Linked DNA regions of Homo sapiens: region 1 is linked to region 2. A link is an interaction called in ENCODE POLR2A ChIA-PET data of the cell type or tissue named here. Cell type or tissue: K562. All regions are shown on one strand. Each heading gives the region's core, and the rest is flanking DNA. Links, peaks and the distances in the headings are about the cores only. Region 1 overlaps SSH1 (slingshot protein phosphatase 1). Region 2 overlaps USP30 (ubiquitin specific peptidase 30).

Region 1 (10,907 bases), core at 1,191-9,190, 240 kb before region 2:
TGCATTGGGGAAAGCAAAAACAAACCCCTGTCTGATAAATGCCTAAATGAAAGGGACATTTTCCACACAGATAAACTTCTTTCAGTGGGATTGTTTGCTGAGATATGGAACTGCTGACAGACAGAAATCCAAACCCCAGTCTGACATCCACACACAAAAAAATCAGAGAATATAAGCCCTAGAAAGGGTCTCAAATTGACTGGACTGGCTGAAACAAACTGAACTACTTTTCCAAGGACAGAATTAACCCTCAATTGTACTCAGCTCTGCACAGTGGTTACTGGGGGGCCTCTGGTACATTCAGGAGACTTGATGGTAATTCTAGGGAAAAAAAGGAACTAACGTAAGTCTAGTCTGCGTCTGTCCCAAGGTCATTTACAGACCAACTGTGGACAGCTGGCGGCCCCTCTGCCTTCCGACCTCATCGTCCACTCCAGACCTCAGGGCACAAGAGTCAGCCAGCTGGTGGCTTGCATCCTACCCTTCTAGTCTTTGGATTAGAGGAAGGAGGTATCTGACACTTAGTGAGCAGAGCTTGAGCATTTGCTTTGTCATATGTGTTACAATTAAAACATGAACAACAGCTACATTTCTAAGAGGGCAGAATAATTAGCAAATTCAAGAACGAAGAATCTGGCTGAGTATGGCACCTCAAACCTATAATCCCAATGCTTTGAGAGGCTGAGGTGGGGAGATGGCTTGAGGCCAGGAGTTGGAGACCAGCCTGAGCAACATAGTGAGTGAGACCTCATCTACACACACACACACACACACACACACAACTAGCTGGGTGTGGTGACACGCATCTATGGTCCCAGCTACTCAGGAAGCTAAGGCTGGACAATCACTTGAGCCCAGGAGGTCGAGGCTGCAGTGAGCTATGATCAGGCCACTGCACGCCAGCCTGGGCAAGAGAATGAGATCCGTCTCTAAAAAAACTTTTCATATAATTAAAAAAAAAAAAAGAATGAAGGGTCTGTTTATAGCTGTATTGTACTAGAAGTCATCGTAATAACAATGATAGTTACCCATATATATATACAGCACCTACTACAGGTAGGTATGTTACACGCATAACTCTAAATTTCCATATTGTCTGAGGCACCAGTATTTGATGCCCATTGTAAAGACTAGGAAACTGAGGCTTAGAAGTCGACCTGTTACGGCTTAGTAAGTTGGAGAACTAGGATCAGAAGACAGGTCTGCCTGGCTTCAAAACAAATACTATTTCCACAAACCACACTGCCTCCTTGTACAGGACAGTTATTTTCTTTGCTTAAAACAGACCTAAATATCATCAACATCAGTATGTGAAAATACTGACTGAGCCTTGGTGTTTGCTATAAATTGCATGGTGTAGAATTCTAACCTGAGCACTCAGATCTAAAATGAAGCTGAATGACTTGAGGTTAAACAAACAAAATGTTCACAAGAAAACTGGCCACAATAGCTGGTTGGTTTCACCTGCTGCTGTTCTGAAAGGTAAAGGCCTTCTCAGCTCACAGACATTCAATTATGCACTGCCTCTCCAAGAAATGCCCTGAGATGCTGTCCACCTACGACAAAGATCCACTTACATGCAAGCACTTTTTCCTCTTTCTTTCTTTTTGAGATAGGGTCCTTTTCTTTTGTCACCCAGGCTGGAGTGCAGTGGCGCAATCGTGGCTCACTGAGCAACACAGTGAGCAACATAGTGAGACCTCATTTACATACACACCCACAAAAAACTAGCTGGCTGTGGTGACACATCAGCCTCGACCTCCTGGGCTCAAGCAATCCTCCCACCTCAGCCCCCAACCTTGCTGGGATTACAGGCATGCGCCACCACGCCCAGCTAATTTTTGTATTTTTTGCAGAGATAGGGTTTCACTGTGTTGTTCGGGTTAGTCTGGAACTCCTGGGTTCAAGCGAGATCTGCCCACCTTGGCCTCCCAAATCCTGGAATTACAGGCAAGAGCCACCGTGCCTGGCCATAAGTGTGTTTTGTTGTTATTGTTTTTAAGAAACAGAGTCTCTCTCTGTCACCCAGGCTGGAGTGCAGTGGCGTGATCCTAGCTTGCTGCAGCCTCAAACTCCTGGGCTCAAGCGATCCTCCCAACTCAGCCTCCCAAAGCACTGGGATTACAGGTGTGAGATACCATGCAGGGCCACGCAAGCATTTCTTGAATTCCTCTTTCTAACTGCCTTCAGCTCTGAGTCAAGTCTCCTAAGAAAACCAGTCTTACTACTTAGTAGGCACTTCTTATTTAAACTCAGTTTGATCCTCACCCTATTACTTCTGTCTACTTCCTAAAAACAAACTATTACAGAATCAAGACTTCCTACTACAGTGTCTATCTCAGAGTTGGAGCCAAAGGCCCTTCAAGAAATTCTCCAAATGAGTGTTTTTCAAATGCTTGGAGAAATCCATCCCAAGATTAGGTATACAGCACTCCAGATGGTTATTTTCAAGTGGACGACATCTGGCTATAATTCATTTTGGTGCATTTGTTAAAAAGTCAGGCTGTAACTTACAGCCTGCAATTAACTGATAAACTACAGAGAGGAAATCTTTGCATCCCAGCAGGATGCTGCTGACCTTACTCCTGACGCAGACAGACATGACATAAAAGGTTGGAAAATGTGCGTGGTCTGCTCAAGAGAGAGCATCTGAGCCTCTGCCTGCACTGGTCACTGCAAACCTGCGTCCACTATGTCTAAGGCCTTCAAACTCAGCAACATCACCAACAATGGAAGTTTCCTCTGCTGTCCAGAAAAGAAGCTCCAATGTAAGAGTATCAACTTAGAGCCCTCACCTGCATGCTTGTGGGGGTGCTGAAGACTCCGCTGGCCTTGAGGGCTGCTTCCCTGTTGTAAGAAGAGGGCTGCGCCTTTCACCATGAAAAAGCTCTCACTTAAGCTGGGAAGGATAAGACCAGAGCACAGTTAGACCGGAATTCAGACAGGAAAATGGACAAAGAATTACTGCAGGGGAAAAAGCTTTAGCGTGGACAAATGGCATGTAAAATGCAAATAGGATGAAACTGCTTTTATAATAATTCCACGTAGTACTTTTCTCAAACCTTGCTTTTGCTAAAAGCTTGCTGCTGGAGAATTTTCGTGACAAAATAATGCTTCTGTGACAACACCCAAAGTTCTACATAGGCTCTCCAGGGCCCCTTTCTGCAGAATACTGGACAGGGATCTCACTGTCATATAACATTTTCTTCTTTCTTTTTTTTTTGAGACGCAGTTTCACTCTGTCATCCAGGCTGGAGTACAGTGGTGTGATCTCAACTCACTGCAACCTCTGCCTCCTGGGTTCAAGCGATTCTCATGTCTCAGCCTCCCCAGAAGCTGAGATTACAGGCATGTGCCACCATGGCCAGCTAATTATTGTATTATTAGTAGAGACATGGTTTTACCATGTTGGCCAGGCTGGTCTCAAACTCCTGACCTCCAGCAATCTGCCTGCTTAGGCCTCCTGGAGTGCTGTGATTACAGGCGTGACCACGCCCAGCCATAACATTTTCTAAGAAAAGAGAACAACTCCCTGATTAGGAGAGGGCAGTCTACTTTGTGAATTCTCATGCTCTTGCTGTTGATCTCTGCTTCTAACTCTCTGGCTTTTAACAACTCCATTGTTTCTTGGTGACTTCCCTTGATGGAATACAAGATGAAATTACACTTTCACTAGTTGTTTGCATTTTAAGAAAAGTGGGGAGGGGCCGGGTGGCTCAAGCCTGTAATCCCAGCATTTTGGGAGGCCAAGGCAGTGGATCACTTGAGGTCAGGAGTTCGAGACCAGTCTGGCCAACATGGTGAAACCCTGTCTCTACTAAAAATGCAAAAATTAGCCAGGCGTGGTGGCACATGCCTGTAATCCCAGCTACTCAGAAGGCTGAGGCACAAGAATCGCTTACTTGAGCCCCAGGGACGGAGGTTGGAGTGAGCCAAGATCGCACCACGCACCACTGCACTCCAGCCTGGGCGACAGAGCAAGACTGTGTCTCAAAAAAAAAAAAAGAAAGAAAGAAAGAAAGAAAAAAGTGGGTGGATACTGACTTGTGATTTAACTTAGTCAAGGTTGTCCTGTCCACTATTCTTGAGGAAAACCTCAAGTTGGCCCAATGAATTTCTCAGCAGAATGAATCTTTGGCCTTTGTTATTTTAGCTAGCAATAACATTTATAACTACCTATAACTTTAAAAATTACAATTAAAAAATGTTTATTTGGGAGGCTGGGGTGGAAGGATCATTTGAGCCCAGGAGTTCGAGACCAGCCTGGGCAACGTTGTGAGACCCCGTCGTACATCAAAAGTTTTTATTTTTAATTTCACTTTCATGACTTGGCTATCAAGTCTGGCTTTTGCAAAAATTAAGACATAAGAAAAGAATGCTTCAGCTATGAATTACTATCAATTGTTCAAAAATACCATCAACTCTCAAAATTATGCATAAAATACACCAAAATTATTAACAACGGCTTTGCGGGAGGTGGGGGAGGAGGAGGAATAGATTATCTTCTAGTATTTTCCAAATGTTCTATATTAAACATATATTAACCTTTAAAACATCTACTTTTGTTTGATTCTCAAAATAATATAAAACACTACTATATAATTTAAAAAGAACATTCTAATCTTAATAATTTCATAAAAGGAGGTCACAGTTCAAATTGTAGGCAACTATAAAAATTTCGCTCTTGAACAACCAATGAACATATACATGATTTGAAGGAAAAATCCCTAAGAAAAAGCAGTCTTCTAATTAAAGAGAACCTTGAAATTAAGTAAATCAATTCCTGACAGAAAGACGAAGATGTTTTCTGTAATACAAGAAAGCAAGATCACCTTTGCCCCAGACATCTAATGTTAGTAGTTAAACGTTCGAATTCTGGAATAAAAAACTCAGCAAAGTCTAAAGTATGACTCTGGGTGCCAAGAAAATGCCACAGGAACTAGCATTTCCAATCAGCAGCTCCTGAGATCAGGAAGACTGTTATGTTCTATGATATAAAGTCCACAATAAAATCTGTTAGTTTTTCTGGTTAAATGCTCATGCTAAAAATAGTGACTGCTCAAATATTAAGTAAGAAGACTTAGTTTTGCCTTCTTGTTCAGTCCTCTGAATTCCAGGCAATTGGTTTTCGATATCTTGTGACACCAATACTTGACATCTAACAGCATTTTGTCCACTACTGCAGATGCACTGCCGAGTCATCCTTTCCACCCTCTCACAGGCATATATTTGTGCTGCAAGGTTCAAGTGTTGAGGAGCTCAGGATTATAAATAACGAAAGAAACGAGAAGCAGCCTTTCTTTGCTGTCTCACCCTCACTCATAGGAAGTAAAAAGCTCTTTAGCATCCATCTGGCCGATCTCATTTCACAGGCTGCAGAATCACCTAACCCTTTCCACCTGCAAAGCTTGTCACTCTCTCCTTCCTTAGAATCTCACAGCTGAGTATGTTTTCAGAACTGTTCTTAGACACAGATCATTTACTATTTATTCTCATCAAAATCTGAAACAGCTATGCGAGAGGTTCCAAACTCATGAAACCTAAAACAACCATCAGTTCATCGAAGCAGCTGGGAAAATCTTTTCGAGACAACATCAACTGCTTTTGTTCATGAGATTAAAAAAAAAAAATTCATACTGACCAGAAACCCAAGCACGCTGGAAACAGCCAACCATTAACGATGACCTTTGCCTTGGAAACCATGAGCAAAAATTCCCCTTGGTTTCCCTTATATTTCCTTTGGAAAAAAAAAGGAACAATGCAACAGACTAGGCTGGTTTCACTCTGTGATCACTTACAAGGCCAGCTGTTCCTCCTCCATGTTCCTACACTGATAAGAATCAGGGACTCCTGCTCTACGCATGAAGTCAGGATGGCATTGATTGGGGCCCTGGAACACTCTGCCTCTGTTCCCCCACGACAATCAAGTAACAGGCATTTACTGTAAAAAGCAAGACTGGAAGCTGCAGGGAAGCCCAAGTAGCAGCGCATTATCCCGAAGCTGTGAGATCACCCTGCGTCCTGCAAATACAGTCAGGAGATACAGCCAGAGGAAACCGCACGACATGACTCTCCGGGTGGGGGGTGGGGTGGGAGGCCGCAGAGCATGGTCAGTCACAGGATTTATGAAAACAAGATGCAGAAAGTCTCTGTGACCCGGCTTCCTGGCTTCTCTTCTGAGCTCACTCTGGGCCCAGAGCCTCATGCGCCCTCTGCGTGGCTGACCTGAATACTGTATCTGACGACTGCAGCTTCTGATGCCCAGAGGCACAGGCTCCCGATTCATCAGACCCTCAAAGTGTCCCACTGGGGAAGTCCATGAAGAAATCCACATTGGTGATGGCACGCTCACTTTACCAGGTGTCTGGGGCCAGGAAGCCCAAACCCACAAGCCATCCATCCCAGCCACCCAGAAGTCACTCTTCTCACAAAAGATCTGAGTGTCCTAAAAGGAGTGACTAAAGTTACAAAAGGTCAGACGCAGACAGACAAAACGGAAATGTCTTCCTCCACCGCTGTAAGAAAAATCTTGATGAGGGATAAAAAAAAAAAAAGCCGCTGCCCTCTCTACCCGCCAACTGGAATGTTTTTATCTCCACCACACAGATCTGTTCTCGGACACTGATTACTGCCATTCGGGAAGCTTCATAAGATTAAAGTTTCTCCAAAGCATTGAAGACAGACAAAAAACCTCAATCAATGCTCCTCAAAAAACCCCAGGCCCCCAAAATATAAACAGCCAGTGTCATCCAGAAACCAAGCCATGGCAGGAAACCAGTAATCAGGGTGGTCATACGTACTAATTTGAGCTGGAAACCTCTGGACAGCAGAAGCAGTGGGTTGGCTGAAGGAAGATGCAGAAGTCGGTAAAATAAAAGAGGTTCGTGGCTGCAGTGCTCACATCTCTAACGCTCCCTACAACTGCCCTCCGAGCTCTGGCCATCTGCTCCCTATGGAGATCAGGAAAAGCCAGGAGGCTGCCGAGTGCTTCCACGAGGGCTGGGGAGCCAACTCCTCCTCAGAGTCCTACCCGAAAAGCAAATGGCTCTTGTGGAACTCTTGTCTTCCTCTGATATTTTGGCTGAAAAAGGCCCTTGTCCCAGCACATCCTGATGAAAGAGGGCCATTCAGCAAAACAGCTGAGGTTCCTCTAATCACTGCACTCCTACGGGCTTTTCTGTAGGCCGGAGAAACAAGCACCGGGGTGTGCATTCGACATTGTGAGGGCAAACAACTGGCCCCAAGGAACCAACCCCAAGCAACAAGACCCCCTTCCGATTCAAATCAACATTCTGAAGGATGACTCTTTCTTTCAAATCAGCATCCATTTACCCAACGGTGACGGTGACGTGGGCAGCTGCCGCAGTTAGTTATTCTGCGTACTCAAAGCACGGTTACATCCTGAAAATTCTTCAGTCATGCTAACAGCTATCTGAGGGGACACGCCAGGTAGAGGGGACCACATGCACACCTATGAGGAGCTCTGGGATACGCACGGTGCCCAAGGCAGGTCAGGCTGCAAAGGTCCTAAAGGTTGGAGGTGTGATCCCAAACCCTCCAGGCACAAGCCAGCCAAGAGCTGTGTTTTTAGCGTTTCTTTCAGTGAGAGAAATAAGTTCAGGATGTGAATAACCATGACGCAGGAGAGAATGGAATAAGTACCCTAAGAAAGGGGCTCGGCTAGGGTTTACAAGAGGGAGGAGGGAGCATTTAACTGGTGACTTCTGGAACAATTCCTGAAGGAAGCAGCACTGAGTAGGGGCTTCTCTTCCCTCGGCTCACAAGTGACCAAGCGATCCTCCCTACGGATTAAGTGAAACACACATTACCATGATTCTGGTTTTGCAGGTGAGGAAACCCCAGCTTGCCTAGGAGCACATATCTCTACAAGATGGGGCTGGACTCACATCTATCTGCCCCACGCCCACCTGCTTAACCCCTGTTAAGCAGCTGTTCTACTCATCCAGAATGAAAATCAGAGCCATTATGCTGCGGTCACATCCGCTCATGCCTGCCCAGGTGCCTAATGGCAAAGCCACTAAGGCACTGAGAAGTCAGAATGTGGATCACATCTTCCGTCCTTCTTCCCAGTGTGTGAATGCATCATGCGTGGGAAAGAGAGAGAAGGAACCATTCAAGCAAACAGAACTCCAGGAAGACGAGACTGTGCCGGGGTTCTTCCATCTGCCCAAGTAGAAATCAGAAGGGCAGGGGACCCACAGCCTTATCCTACCCACCACTGCCGTCATAGTTGGGGGACAGGACACATCCTTTGGCCCTTCTGCACTGCATAGAGGCTAAGGAGTTCTGTAAACCACACAGCCACGCTGACCAAGAAGTCGCTTTCAAGGTAAGTTTCTCATCAACAGGACTATTATTTACTGAGGATCTCCCATGTGGCCAAGGCTGTAGGAGGTACTTAGCTACGCCACGTCATTGAACTCTGGCAGTTCTGCAGGGTAAGGTATTTTCTCCATATGACAAACGAAGGAAGCCCGTCAACAATTCCAAAATAGAATCACCAGGGATAGCATGGACAACGCCCATGGTGACTGCCGCGCTTTAAGGTTTAAGAAAAGTAAAAACTGGGGGTGATGACTCATTCCTGTAATCCCAGCACTTTGGGAGGCTGAGATGGGTGGATCATTTGAGGTCAGGAGTTCGAGACTAGCATGGTCAACATGGCAAAACCCTGTCTCTACTAAAAATACAAAAATTAGCCAGGTGTGGTGGTGCATGCCTGTAATCCCAGCTACTCAGGAGGCTGAGGCAGAGAATCACTTGAACCCAGGAGGCGGAGGTTGCAGTGAGCCAAGATCGCACCACTGTACTCCAGCCTGGGCGACAAAGTGAGACACTGTCTTGGGCAGGGGCGGTGGGGAACAAAAGTAAAAACAATGGTCTGGGAATTCATATTTCTGGGTTCCAATTTACATTCTACCATATATACTCTGATTAACCCCTAGAATTAACCCCTAGAATTCCTTACAGGGTTCTGTTCATTCATCCAAACAGGCAAACATTTGCAGAGCATGGAGCACAGGGTAAGCCAAGCCAGCCCAAGCTCTGATAAGGGCAAAGACAGCCATCCTCTTTAAGGAATGGGTATATGTGCTGGTGATCTGGGTGTCTGCCCTGCTGCATAGAAACAGCATTTCTTGAAGAACAAAAATAGTAGGTATAGAAACATCACAGTATGGAATATCCAAACACCCCTGAATTCCAACTCTGGTCATACATTGAAACAACCTATCAAACTCCTAAAACACATTCATGCCCAGGTCCAGCCTCAGCAGAGTCTAATTCGGAAGGTCTGTGATGAGTCCTGGGCATCTACTTTTTTAAAAAGTTCCAGGGAGCTGGGCATGGTAGCTCATGCCTGTAATCACAGCACTTTGGGAGGTCAAAGTGGGAGAATCAGTTGACCCCTGGAGTTCAAGATTAACCTGGGCAACGTAACAAGATCCCATCTCTACAAAAAAATAAAAATAAAATTAGCTAGGCTTGGTGGTGTGTGCCTGTAGTCCCAGCTGCTCAGGAGGCTGAGGTGGGAGAATCACTTGAGCCTGGTGAGGTCAAGGCTACAGTGAGCTGTGACCACACCACTGCACTCCAACCTGGGAGACAGATCTTGTCTCCAGAAAGTTCCAGGGGGTGCTTCTGATGCACAGCCAAGTTTTAAAAACCTCAGAATCAAATAACATCATGGCCAGGCATGGTGGCTCACGCCTGTAATCCTGGCACTTTGGGAGGCCAAGGTGGGTGGATCACTTGAGGTCAGGAGTTCAAGACCAGCCTGGAAAACATGGTGAAACCCAGTCTTTACTAAAAATACAAAAATTAGCTGAGCGTGGTGACGCACACTTGTAGTCCCAGCTTCTTGGGAAGCTGAGGCACGAGAATCACTTGTACCCTGGAGGTCGAGGCTGCACTGAGTGGAGATTGTGATCCTGGAGTCCCCACTGCACTCCAGCCTGGATGAGAGTGAGACTGTCTCAAAAACAAACACACAAACAAACAACATCAGAAGACACAGAGAAAACAGTCTTCTCCATGGGCTTCATAAAGATACCTCTCACATAGGTACACGTCGATGTTTTCTGCTGGTAAAAGGTAACACCAACAAAAAGGCATGGTGCTCTCAGAAGGTGGGTGATGTGATTAGGTGCAATAAAGGGAGGTCATGCTAGGGTCAAAAACAAAATAATACTCTCTTTGGAAGCAGTAAAACAGATGCTAGTCTTCTACTACACACTTTCAGAGACCTGAATGTTCTTCTGGCCCTCTAAGGGAGACGCTGCATCATGACAATACGAAATGATGACAGTGAAAGCAAAAACAGATCAGACCTGTGCTGTGTGAAACAGACATGGGGTCTCGCTATGTTGCCCAGGCTGGTCTCCAACTCCTGAGCTCAAGCGATTGTTCCGCCTTGGCCTCCCAAAGTGCTGGGGTGACAGCTGTGAGCCACCGAGACCAACCTCAGATCAGACCTTTGACAAACTCTGCTGTGGACAAAGCATTCTGGTGAATGTCAACTCATCTGATCTTCACAAAACCGTGTGGAAGACCAGACAGGCATTATTACACTAATTTATGCCTAAGGAAACAGGGAGTTAAATAGTACAAATTTAGGATTTCTGATGCTGTATCTCGAAAAAAAAGTAGAGAATATGAGCCTGAAGAAGAGGCCCTGTAAAGGGTCCCAGATTGATGGGACAGGCTGAGACAAACGGAATCACTTTTCCCTGGATAGAACTAACCCTCAATGGTACCCCACTCTGCATGGTGATTACTGAGGGGACTGTCAATTGTCCAGCGAACTTGATGGTAATTCTAGGAGAAAAAGGAACTAATGTAATGCTGTCAGCATAGAAAGATGGGTGCCAACGAGCATTCCAAAAAGG
Region 2 (10,907 bases), core at 1,678-9,677:
TTGTCAAGTTAATAACAGCTTTTTAAGGAAGGAAAGAAATCCACTGCCACATAAACAGTTTCATCGTAAGAAGTATTCTGGTTTCAAAAACATTAAAGTAAAAAAAAAATGTCCGTTAGCCTAGAAAATAAGGTAATTCACAAAAGAAGTAATACAAATTGCTAACAAACTCAAATGTTCGACTCGACCATCATCAAAGAAGTATAAACAAAATAAAAATGCTGTTTTTTGCCTGTCAGCAAAGATTAAAAAACAAATTTGCAGCCCTGTCCAGCTGTTGGACAATACATCCATACACCGCTGAGAGGGGTGTAACTTAGTGCCACTTTTCTGGAAAGCAGTTTGGAACTACACAATAATAGCTTGCGAAATACTCAGTACTGTTTGACCCAGTAATTCCATGTCTGGGAGTCCGCCTTATGAAAATGGTTAGAAACGTAGATTGTGACTTAACTAGCCTGAAAAATGGAGTCTAAAAGCAAACAAGTTTAGGAATGGCTGAATGGTAGCCCCCAACTTGGAGAGTCACAATATACACTGGCTTGGTAAAGGTTTTAAGAAATAACCTACCCAACTTTTTTTTGTTTTTGTTTTTTGAGACAGAGTCTCACCTTTTTTTCCCAGCCTGGAGTGCAGTGGTACAATCTCAGCTCACTGCAACCTTCACCTCTCAGGTTCAAGTGATTCTTGTGCCTCAGCCTCCTGAGTAGCTGGGATGACAGGTCTGTGCCACCACACCCAGCTAATTTTTTGCATTTTTAGTTGAGACAGGGTCTTACTATGTTGGCCAGGCTAGTCTCAAACTCCTGGCCTCAAGTGGTATGCCTGCCTCAGCCTCCCAAAGTGCTGGAATTACAGGCATGAGCCACTACGCCTGGCCCCAACTTCATTTTTATTTTTATTTTATTTTATTTTTGAGACAGAGTCTTGTTCTGTTGCCCAGGCTGGAGTGCAGTAGCACGATCTCAGCTCACTGCAACCTCCGCCTCCCGGGTTCAAGCGATTCTTCTGCTTCAGCCTCCCTAGTATCTGGGATTACAGCTGCATGCCACCACGCCCGGCTAATGTTTGTATTTTTAGTAGAGACAGTGTTCGCCATGTTAGCCAGACATGTCTCGAACTCCTGACCTCAACTGATCTGCCTGCCTCAGCTCAAAGTGCTGGGATTACAGGCGTGAGCCACTGCACCTAGCCCAACTTCATTTTTAAACCAACTTTTTGACTGTAGAACTGTTTTTTTTCTTCATAAAATCTGCTGACATTCCATGGGTATTATACAGAGTGCAATGTATGCACAAAGATCTCCAACACCTAATTATAATGGCAAAAGGAAAGAATGTAGATATCAAACAGAATCATTAAGCAATCACCTGTGGCCATACTACCCTGAACTTACCTGATCTCATCAGACCTCGGAAGCTAAGCCGGGTAGTGGTTGGCTAGCACTTAGATGGGAAAATGATAAAGTAATCGATGGCATACAGCCATTAAGAATCACTTTTATGAAATTTTTTTTTAATTTGGGTGAGGGCATAGGCTGTAATATTAAATTTAAAGAGCAGCGTACAAAATATAATTTGACTTCATCAAGGTAGGAACTTCCACAGATAAAGACTGGACTGAAAAATGCTGAAATGTTAGCAGTGGCCATTTTGGTATTGTGCAGTCATTGGTAATTTTAAAATCATTTTTGGAAAAAAACTATACTTCAACTTTTAACAATAAGCATATATTGCTCTCACTGTAAGGAGAAAATTGGATTTAAAAAACATTCAGCTAAATCGTGCTTCACTGAGGTATTTTCCCATGTGAGCTCTGCTTGACACAGAAATCTTTATGAAGCAAGTGTACTTTTCTGTGGAAGAGGTGACTTGGGAATAATTTCTTTTACTATCCTGTTTTTTTAGCCCATTCCTGGTTTAGAAAAAAAAAATGTGCAACTCGCTGCCAGCGTTCATCTAATTTTACGTAAACATGCTCTTTGAGGCCGAAGCAAATCTGACTGATTTTAAATGCGAAAATAGAAAAACTGTTCTTGGAGTTCTTTCCTTTTTTTTTGAGATGAGTCTCGTCTTGTCACTCAGGCTGGAATGCAGTGGCGGGATCTCGGCTCACTGCAACCTCTGCCTCCCAGGTTCAAGCAATTCTCCTGCCTCAGCCTCCCGAGTAGCTGGGATTACAGGCATGCCCCACCACGCCTGGCTAGTTTTTGTATTTTTAGTAGAGACAGGGTTTCACCAGGCTGCTCTCGAACTCCTGACCTCAAGTGGTGCACCTGCCTTGGCCTCCCAAAGTGTTGGGATTACAGGCGTGAGCTACCATGCTTGGCCTTTTTAATTTTTTTAAAAAAATAGAGATGGGGTCTTGCTATGTTGACCAGGCTGGTCTCAAATTCCTGACCTCAAGTGATCCTCCCATCTTGGTCTCCCAAAGTGCTGGGATTACAGAGGTGAGCCACTGCACCCAGCCATGTTCATGGGAGTTATTTCTAAATAGAACTTGTCTCTAATCCTAATGTAACAGAAATGTATATGATGTTACATTAGGATTAAAGACAGGAGTATTCTTGGGGCAAATGGGAAATGGGTTAAAAACACCACTCCAAAGATTTTGTGAAAGCTGAAATGTCCACATGAGTTATCCTAACCCTGACCTCAGCACTGCCCTTATCCTTCACATGGGACCCAGTGCTGGGAGCCAGAGCCATCCTTGGGCTGCTGTCCCAGGATGTCTGCTCATTTCTCTGCTTCTGCTTTCCAATGTCTCTAACTTTGGTTTAAAAAAAAAAAAAAAAATTTTTTTTTTTTTTTAGACAGGGTTCTTCTGTCTGTCGCCCAGGCTGGAGTGCAGTGGCACAACCTCAGCTCACTGCAGCATCTGCCTCCCAGGCCCAAAACAATCCTCCATTTCCATTTCCCAGGTAGCTGGGACTACAGGCACATGCCACCAGGCCTGGCTAATTTTTTGTATTTTGAGTAGAGACAGGGTTTTGACTTGTTGCCCAGGCTGGTCTCGAACTCCTAAGCTCAAGCAATCTGCCTGCCTTGGCCTCCCAGAGTGCTGGGATTGCGGACATGAGCCACCATGCCTGGCCTATAAATAATTTTTTAATTATACAAGTAATGCATGAATCAGTTCTCTTTGTAAAAGATTAAAGCATTACAGAGAAGGCCAAAGTCCCCTTTATCAATACTCAACCCTGCTCCCCTCCACCTTTCCCAAAAGGAAGCTATAGGTGAATCCTTCCAGACCCTTTTCTGTGCATTTGAATACATTTCTATGCATCCATAGAAATTATATATTGTAGGTTTTTTTGTTTTCTGTTTTGTTTTTGTTTTGTTTTTTGGAGACAGGGTCTCACCCAAGCTGAAGTGCAGTGGTGCAGTCTCGGCTCACTGCACCTCAGCCTCCTGTGCTCAAGCTATCCTCCCACCCCAGCTTCCCAAGTAGCTGGGACTACAGGTGCGTGCTGCCACACCTGGCTAATTTTTGTATTTTTAGTAGAGATGGGGTTTCACACTGTTGCCTAGGCTGGTCTTGAACTCCTGGGCTCAGGTGATCCACCCGCCTCAGCCTCCCGTAGTGCTGGGATTACAGGCATGAACCACCACACCTGGCCTGTATATTGTTTTGTTCTGTTGGTGATTTACATGGCCAAATATAATACATTAGAGAAGCGTCCATTTTAGTACATGTAGCTCTACCTCCTTCACTTTTTTTTTTTTTTTTTTTTTTTTGAGACGGAGTCTCGCTCTGTCGCCCAGGCTGGAGTGCGGTGGCATGATCTCGGCTCACTGCAAGCTCCACCTCCTGGGTTCAAGCTAGTCTCCTGCCTCAGCCCCCCGAGTAGCTGGGATTATAGGCGCCATGCCTGGCTAATATTTTTGTATTTTTAGTAGAGACGGGGTTTCACCGTGTTAGCCAGGATGGTCTCAATCTCCTGACCTCGTGATCCGCCCGCCTTGGCCTCCCAAAGTGCTGGGATTACAGGCTTGAGCCACCGCGCCCAGCCTTTTTTTTCTTTTTTGAGTGTATTGGTCTTATAGTTTGTCTTCTGTGAATTGCTAGTTTATATCCTTTGCCTACTTTTTAAATTGTGGCAAAATATCCATAACATAAAATTTACCATTTTCAGCATATAGTTGAGTAGATTAAGTACAGCCACACTGTTGTGCAGCAGTCACGGCCATCCCTCTCTAGAACTCTTCATCATCCCGTACTGAAACTGTACCCATGAAACAGTAACTCCCACTCTCCCCTCCCCCTAGCCCTTGGTAACCACTGCCCTACTTTCTCTCTCTTTGAATTTGACTCAGACCTCATTAAGTCATGAGTTTCCTCATATTTATAAGATGTACCTCATTAAGCGGACTCATATAATATTCACCCTTTTGTAACTGGCTTATTTCACTTAATGTCTTCAGGGTTCATCCATGTTATACCATGTATCAGAATTTCATTCATTTTTAAGGCTGAATAATATTCTTTCTATTTTTTTTTTTAAGACAAAGTCTCATTCTGTCACCCAGGCTGGAGCGCAGTGGTGCGATCTTAGCTCACTGCCACTTCCGCCTTCCAGATTCAAGTGATTCTCCTGCCTCAGCCTTCCGAGTAGCTGGGATGACAGGCGTGCACCACCACACCTGGCTAATTTTTTGTATTTTTAGTAGAGACGGGGTTTTACCACATTGGCCAGGCTAATCTTGAACTCCTGACTTCAAGTGATCTGCCCACCTCAGCCTCCCAAAGTTCTGGGATTACAGGCGTGAGCCACCACGCCAGGCCTAGGCTGAATAATATTCTGTTGCATGTATATGCAGCATTTTGTTTGTCCCTCTGTCAGTCAGTGGACATTTGGCTTATTTTCATTCTTTGGCTATCATGAATAATGTTGCTGTGAACATTAGTGTCCAAATTCCCTGCTTTCAGTTATTTTCTGTAAACACTCAGAAGTAGAATTGCTGGATCAAATGGTAATTCTGTTTAATTTTTTGAGGAGCTGCTGTGCTGTTTTCCACAGATGGTGCACGATTTTATAATTCCACCAGCAATACATAAAAGTTCCAGTTTCTCCTCACCAACAGATATTATTTTCTGTTTTTATTGATAGTAGCCATCCTAATGGTATGGTAATTGCTTTAATTTGCATTTCCCTAATGATAAGTTATATTGAGCATCTTTTCATTTGCTTATTGGCCATTTTGTCTATCTTTTTGGGAGAAATGTCTGTTCAAGTCCTTTGCCCATTTTTGAATTGGGTTTCTTTTTTTTTTTTTTTTTTGAGAAGTCAGTCTGTTGCCAGGCTGGATTGCAGTGGCGCCATCTCAGCTCACTGCGACCTCCGCCTCCTGAGTTCTAAGCGATTCTCCTGCCTCAGCCTCCTGAGTAGCTGGGACTACAGGTGCATGCCACCACACCCAGCTAATTTTTGTATTTTTAGTAGAGACAGGGTTTCACCATGTTGGCCAGGATGGTCTCGATCTCTTGACCTTGTGATCTGCCTGTGTCAGGCCCCCAAAGTGCTGGGATTACAGGCATGAGCCACCACGCTCAGCATTGTTTGGTTTTTTGTTGTTGAGTTTTAGAAGTTCTGAGTTCATATATTCTGGGTATTAATCCCTTATCAGATGTGATTTGCAAACCTTGGTCACTTTTATTTTCTTCTTTGGGACAGAGTCTTGTTCTGTTGCCCAGACTGGAGTGCAGTGATGCAATCTCAGCTCACTGCAATCTCTGCCTCCAGGGTTCAAGTGATCCTCCTGCCACAGCTTCCCAAGTATTTAGGACAACAGGTGTGCACCCATCACCCCCGGCTAATTTTTGGGTGTTTGCTGTTGCTGTTTTTAATAGAGTTGATGGTTCACCATGTTGGCCAGGCTGGTCTTGAACTCCTGACCTGAAGTGATTAACCACCTCGGCCTCCCAGAGTGCTGGGATTACAGGCGTAGACCACTGCACCTGGCCTCATTCACTTTTACAGCTGCATAGTTTCCATAATGTCAAGACACCCCAGTTTATTCAGGCATTTGCTTCCAGCTCCTTGTCAAGATAAGCAGGCTACAGTGAACATCCTTATACATATCCCTTTATGCACCTAAGCATGCATTTCTCTAGGAAAAAAATTGCTGGATTGAGAAAGTAAAATTGCTGGATTGTACAATATGAAAATGTTAGTAGATATTGCCAAATTGCCCCATAGTATTTTAGACAAAGTTGGGTTAAAGGAGGCATTAAAATTTTCCTTTGGGGGGTAGTTGGTGGGGGGAGCTAACAGAAGGGCTGCCCGAGGGGTATGGGAGAAAGATGTGGTTCATTTCCCAACCCTGCTCCCTTTGTCCTGGGAGGGAAAGGGCTAGCCCCAGGGTATATACACACTGATGCAGAAGCCTGGACTTTATTATTATTTTTTTAAGTGAAAGCAAGTTTATTAAGAAAGTAAAGGAATAAAAGAATGGCTACTTCATAGGCAGAGCAGCCCAGAAGTCTGGGCTTTAAAGGAATCTTTCAAGCCCATTGACGGCAAGTCAGAAAGAAGAAACAGGCTGGCCTACTGTATCTTGGGAGTCACTGAACTTCCAGAAACTGCACTGAGAGGCAGGCTTCTGTATTTTTTTCTCTCACACTCTAGCAGTACTGGTCTAGTGTAACATGCTGGGAAGGAGGGTGGCCAAGATCAGGAGTCTGCACCTGATGGCTCATGGGCCAAATCCAGCCCACCACCTGTTTTTGTCAATAAAGTTTTATTGGAACACAGTCATGTCCATTTGTTTAGGTACTGCCTATGTCAGCCTCAAATAATCAAAGAGTTCGAGATCCAGCTAAAAGGGTTTATTGAAGCACAAAGTGTGAAGGCGGCTGTCTGGGGACACACAAATCCCAGGAAATGGTGATCAGTGCTCCCAGTGTGGGGAAAAGTGGGGATCATTTATATGACAAAAACGGAGGTACTGAACAGAATTATAACATTTTCCATACAATGGCTAACATACAGATGTAAGATTTGATTGGCTACTATGGATTACACTCTTAGGGGGTTGCCTACCATTCTGTTGTAAAGAGGTAATAATCACAAGGATCTCTATCTCCAGTCCATTCAGCCTAGGTTTGAGGGAAGAACAGGGAGTCTGGTTAACGTGTAACATCTCAACACAAAGGTCAGGAAGCAGTGGCCATGCGCCAGAGAAGAAAAGCAGCTGTGTTACATGACTGTTTCCAGCACTTTTTCCCTTGGCATAATGCATTTAGAAGGTCCTGAAATGTTATTTTCTTTTTACATCTATGGCTGCTTTTGTGCTGCAGTGGCAGAGTTGAGTAGTTGCAACAGAGACCATGTGGTCCACAAAGCCTAAGATGTGGCCAGGCACAGGGGCTCACACCTGTAATCCCAGCACGTTGGGAGGCCAAGGTGGGCAGATCACTTCACCCCAGAAATTCAAGACCAGCCTGGGCAACATGGTGAAACTCTGTCACTACAAAAAATACAAAAATTAGCTGAGCACAAGGACATGTGCCTGTAGTCCCAGCTGCTCAGGAGGCCAAGATGGGAGGATTGCTTGGGCCCAGGAGGTCAAGGCTGCAGTGAGCCAAGATCATGCCACTGCACCCTAGCCTGACAGAATGAGACCCTGTCTCAAAAAAAAAAAAAAAAAAAGCAAGCCTAAGATGTTTATTTTCTGGACTTTTACAGAAAAAGTGCCAATCCTTGGTCTAGAAGTAATTATAATATAAATAAGCCCATCAAACTTTTATTAGGCCTGATTCTACCTGTGATTGAAAAGTAAACCACTCGGGTGGGTGCAGTGGCTTGCACCTGTAATCCCAGCACTTTGAGAGGTTGAGGTGGGCGATCATGAGGTTAGGAGTTCGAGACCAGCGTGGCCAACATGGGGGAACCCCCATCTCTACTAAAAATACAAAAATTAGTCGGGCATGGTAGCGCATGCCTTGTAATCCCAGCTACTCGGGAGGCTGAGGCAGGAGAATCGCTTGAACCCAGGAGGCGGAGGTTGCAGTGAGCTGAGATCACGCCATTGCACTCCACCCTGGGCGACAGAGCACGACTCTGTTTCAAAAAAAAAGAAAAGTACACTACTCAAAAGACCCTTTAGGCTGCTGCATATAGCTTGATGCTTTGCCTTGAAAATCAGAAACTCAAATACAAACAAATACAAGCAAAGGCCTTGGGAAACAGCCCTGTGGAGAGGAGTGTAGCACCAAATATGGGGTTGGACTGGATGAATGTTAAAGGGCCCTCCCAACCTGAAAGTTGTGAGTTAAAATCATTTTGCTCAATAAGAACCTTGCAACAAATTTATATTGATGATGATAGTTTGAAGATACAGGAATCGGTTACTTCATTTAAATGCTGCAGCCTCATGAAAAATTACATTCATTCAGTAAACATAAATGCCTAATAGAGTACTAAGCATTGGGTAAAGCTACAAAGAATGATGAAAAATACCTAATTCTAAGGTTAATCCTACAGTCCTTAATTTTTTTTTTTTTTTTTTTTTTTTGAGATGGAGCGTCACTCTGTCACCCAGGCTGGAGTGCAGTGGCACGATGTCTGCTCACTGCAAGCTCCGCCTCCCGGGTTCATGCCATTCTCCTGCCTCAGCCTCCCGAGTACCTGGGACTACAGGCACCCACCACCACGCCCGGCTAATTTTTTTTTTTTATTTTTAGTGGAGACGGAGTTTCACCATGTTAGCCAGGATGATCTGGATCTCCTGACCTTGTAATCTGCCCACTTCGGCCTCCCAAAATTCTGGGATTACAGGCATGAGCCACCACACCCAGCCTGCGGTCTTTAATTTTTAATTAACTTTGATATGTTATACTGTGCAAGTTTTCTGGTTAGTTGTTATGCTGATGAATTTAATAATTGTCTTACCTTTTTTGTTTCCAGCCTTGTCCTGCCAAGAAGTTACTGATGATGAGGTCTTAGATGCAAGCTGCTTGTTGGATGTCTTAAGAATGTACAGATGGCAGATCTCATCATTTGAAGAACAGGTGAGTACAACATTTGAACAGGTTTAGCTTGGAGAATCCTTTCCCCTAGTGACTTGGGGCCTGACCTTAAAATTGCCTGGCCCCAGTGTACATTTCTGTGACATTTTAGACAACTTTAGTGTTCTGGGACCAGAGTACCAACTTTGTTCCTGCTCTCATGATCAGAGGGGAGATACAGCTGTTTTTCACTCAGTGGATGGAAGGTTAGCAGGATGGGACATAAACACACAGTTGCCAAAGAGCAAAATCTTTTTAGTTCTTGAGTGACTTGGCACTCCAATAAGTGATAGGGACACCTGGGTTCTTTAGAAAGAGGCAGGTGACTTTACCTTGGAGGCCCAGAGGTTTAGGTAAGATTTTTCTGGACCACACCCTCATTTTTTAAAAAATCAATCTTCGGAGCTTTGCTTAAAGTAGCCCGAAACCTCAAGCAGATGTCATATGCAATTTCAAGGCCGTATTCAGTCACTCCCACCTCCCTTTTCCACAACTACAGCTTTGCTGCCTTTTTTGGAACTTGGCCACCCTCCTCCCCGCCAGACCGCTGTTACCAACAGCAAGTCTGAAGCAGAGGCCAAGAGAATGAAGTTCTAGAGATGAAAAAATCTAGCCCCCAGTGACATACAGGTGCATCCTCCACAGCCACACTTCCAAGATGGCCTTGTCCAGCTTCGTGTAGGCGTTGTCTGCCGCCACTATCCAGAGAAATGGGAGGCGGCATCTTGGACCTCCCAAAACTGTGGGGCCGACGTGAGGGGCATCGAGAGACTTTTGGAAAGGGAGCTGGGGAGGCTTTCTAGCACCCCTTATTTTTAAAGGTGTTCTCTTGTTTTTGCTTTATTCTGAAGCCACAGGTCACTTTTTAGACATGGTGGTGGTATCTATACTTTCTTAAAATGTATCTCAGTTAATCCAATTGTATGTTGCAACGTTTTTCTATTTAGAAAATACTTTTAAAATCCTCCTCTGGTAACTGGAATTATTTATCTACATTTTACATTTCCCTAAACTGAGAGAATAACTTGGAGATTTAGTCACCAAGGACATCAGATAACTTTTTTAAGGTCCGACTTCTCCATCAAGGACTCACTTAGGTCCCAGTCACTCCTTGGAAGTATTTCCAACATCTTCAGCCCACAGCAGTCACTGAGCCCACATCGTGCTGTAGTCTGCAGGAAAAAGAGGTGAACACGTCTGTCCGGTGGCCTTTTTCTCTTTGAAGGTACCCAGAGCGTCTAGCATGGGCCTTGCCCACATCTTTATTATCAGCGATCCAGTCAATCAGGAGCAGATTTTCCCTGATTGTCAACCCATTTTCTTTGTCTAAAGCTAGAGCTTCAGAGGATGCATTGGGCCAAAGGCTTGCTTTGTGCAAATTACCTGATTTTATTATCACAATAACCATGTAAGGAATTACTGTTGTCCCCATTTTACAGATGGAAAAACACTGAGGCTCAGAGAAGTGGAATGATTTGCCCAGAATCATGCAGCTATTTAAGGGGCAGAGCCAGGATTTAAGACAGTCTAGTGCTACAGTGCACATTCAAGCTCCCCCTCCTCTGCAGTGCTGTCCCTTTCCTTAAGGCCTAGTTGTTACATGGCTGACCCACGGTTTAGGTTATAGATCCACCTCCATCCTTTCTCGGATCTGCTTCAAGCCTGGGCCCAGATGCCTGGTGTGTGAGGGCTCCTTGAGCCTCCCAGGAAGTGCTGATTCTCCTCCAGGTTCCCTGCTTCCTGTTCATCTGTACAGGGCTGCACCTCTGGTGTGCCGTTGGCTAATAGCTAGGCTGCCACACCTCCCCTGGATTGTGAGTCCCTCAGGGGCTAGAGCCTTGCCTTATTTATCTTTGAATCTCTACTTCCACTCTACAGCTGCAGTTTTATAGCCCAGG

What was found. Peaks named below come from ENCODE experiments on the same cell type or tissue, not always from the same donor. Only the 100,000 strongest peaks of a DNase experiment are listed, where the experiment ranks them.
Region 1: POLR2A ChIA-PET joins it to region 2 with 5 read pairs; 3 of 35 experiments call an interaction of 5 or more read pairs at or near these places.

Annotation. Positions count from the first base shown.
Region 1 is chr12:108,820,463-108,831,369 of GRCh38, forward strand. SSH1 (slingshot protein phosphatase 1) reads right to left here. Exons shown (of 15, transcript NM_018984.4): 3 at 2,796-2,899. Among named protein-coding and RNA genes, the nearest start is that of MIR619, 11 kb to the right of the region's middle. RefSeq lists enhancers at 1,525-1,574, 7,198-7,769. In K562, for the core only: no CTCF peak of the experiment used is centred there; DNase peaks (open chromatin) are centred at 1,669, 2,599, 3,539 and 6,088; H3K27me3 peaks cover 593 bases.
Region 2 is chr12:109,058,616-109,069,522 of GRCh38, forward strand. It overlaps USP30 (ubiquitin specific peptidase 30), which reads left to right. Exons shown (of 13, transcript NM_032663.5): 4 at 8,909-9,012. It also overlaps the pseudogene RNA5SP372. Among named protein-coding and RNA genes, the nearest start is that of USP30-AS1, 10 kb to the left of the region's middle. In K562, for the core only: no CTCF peak of the experiment used is centred there; no DNase peak of the experiment used is centred there.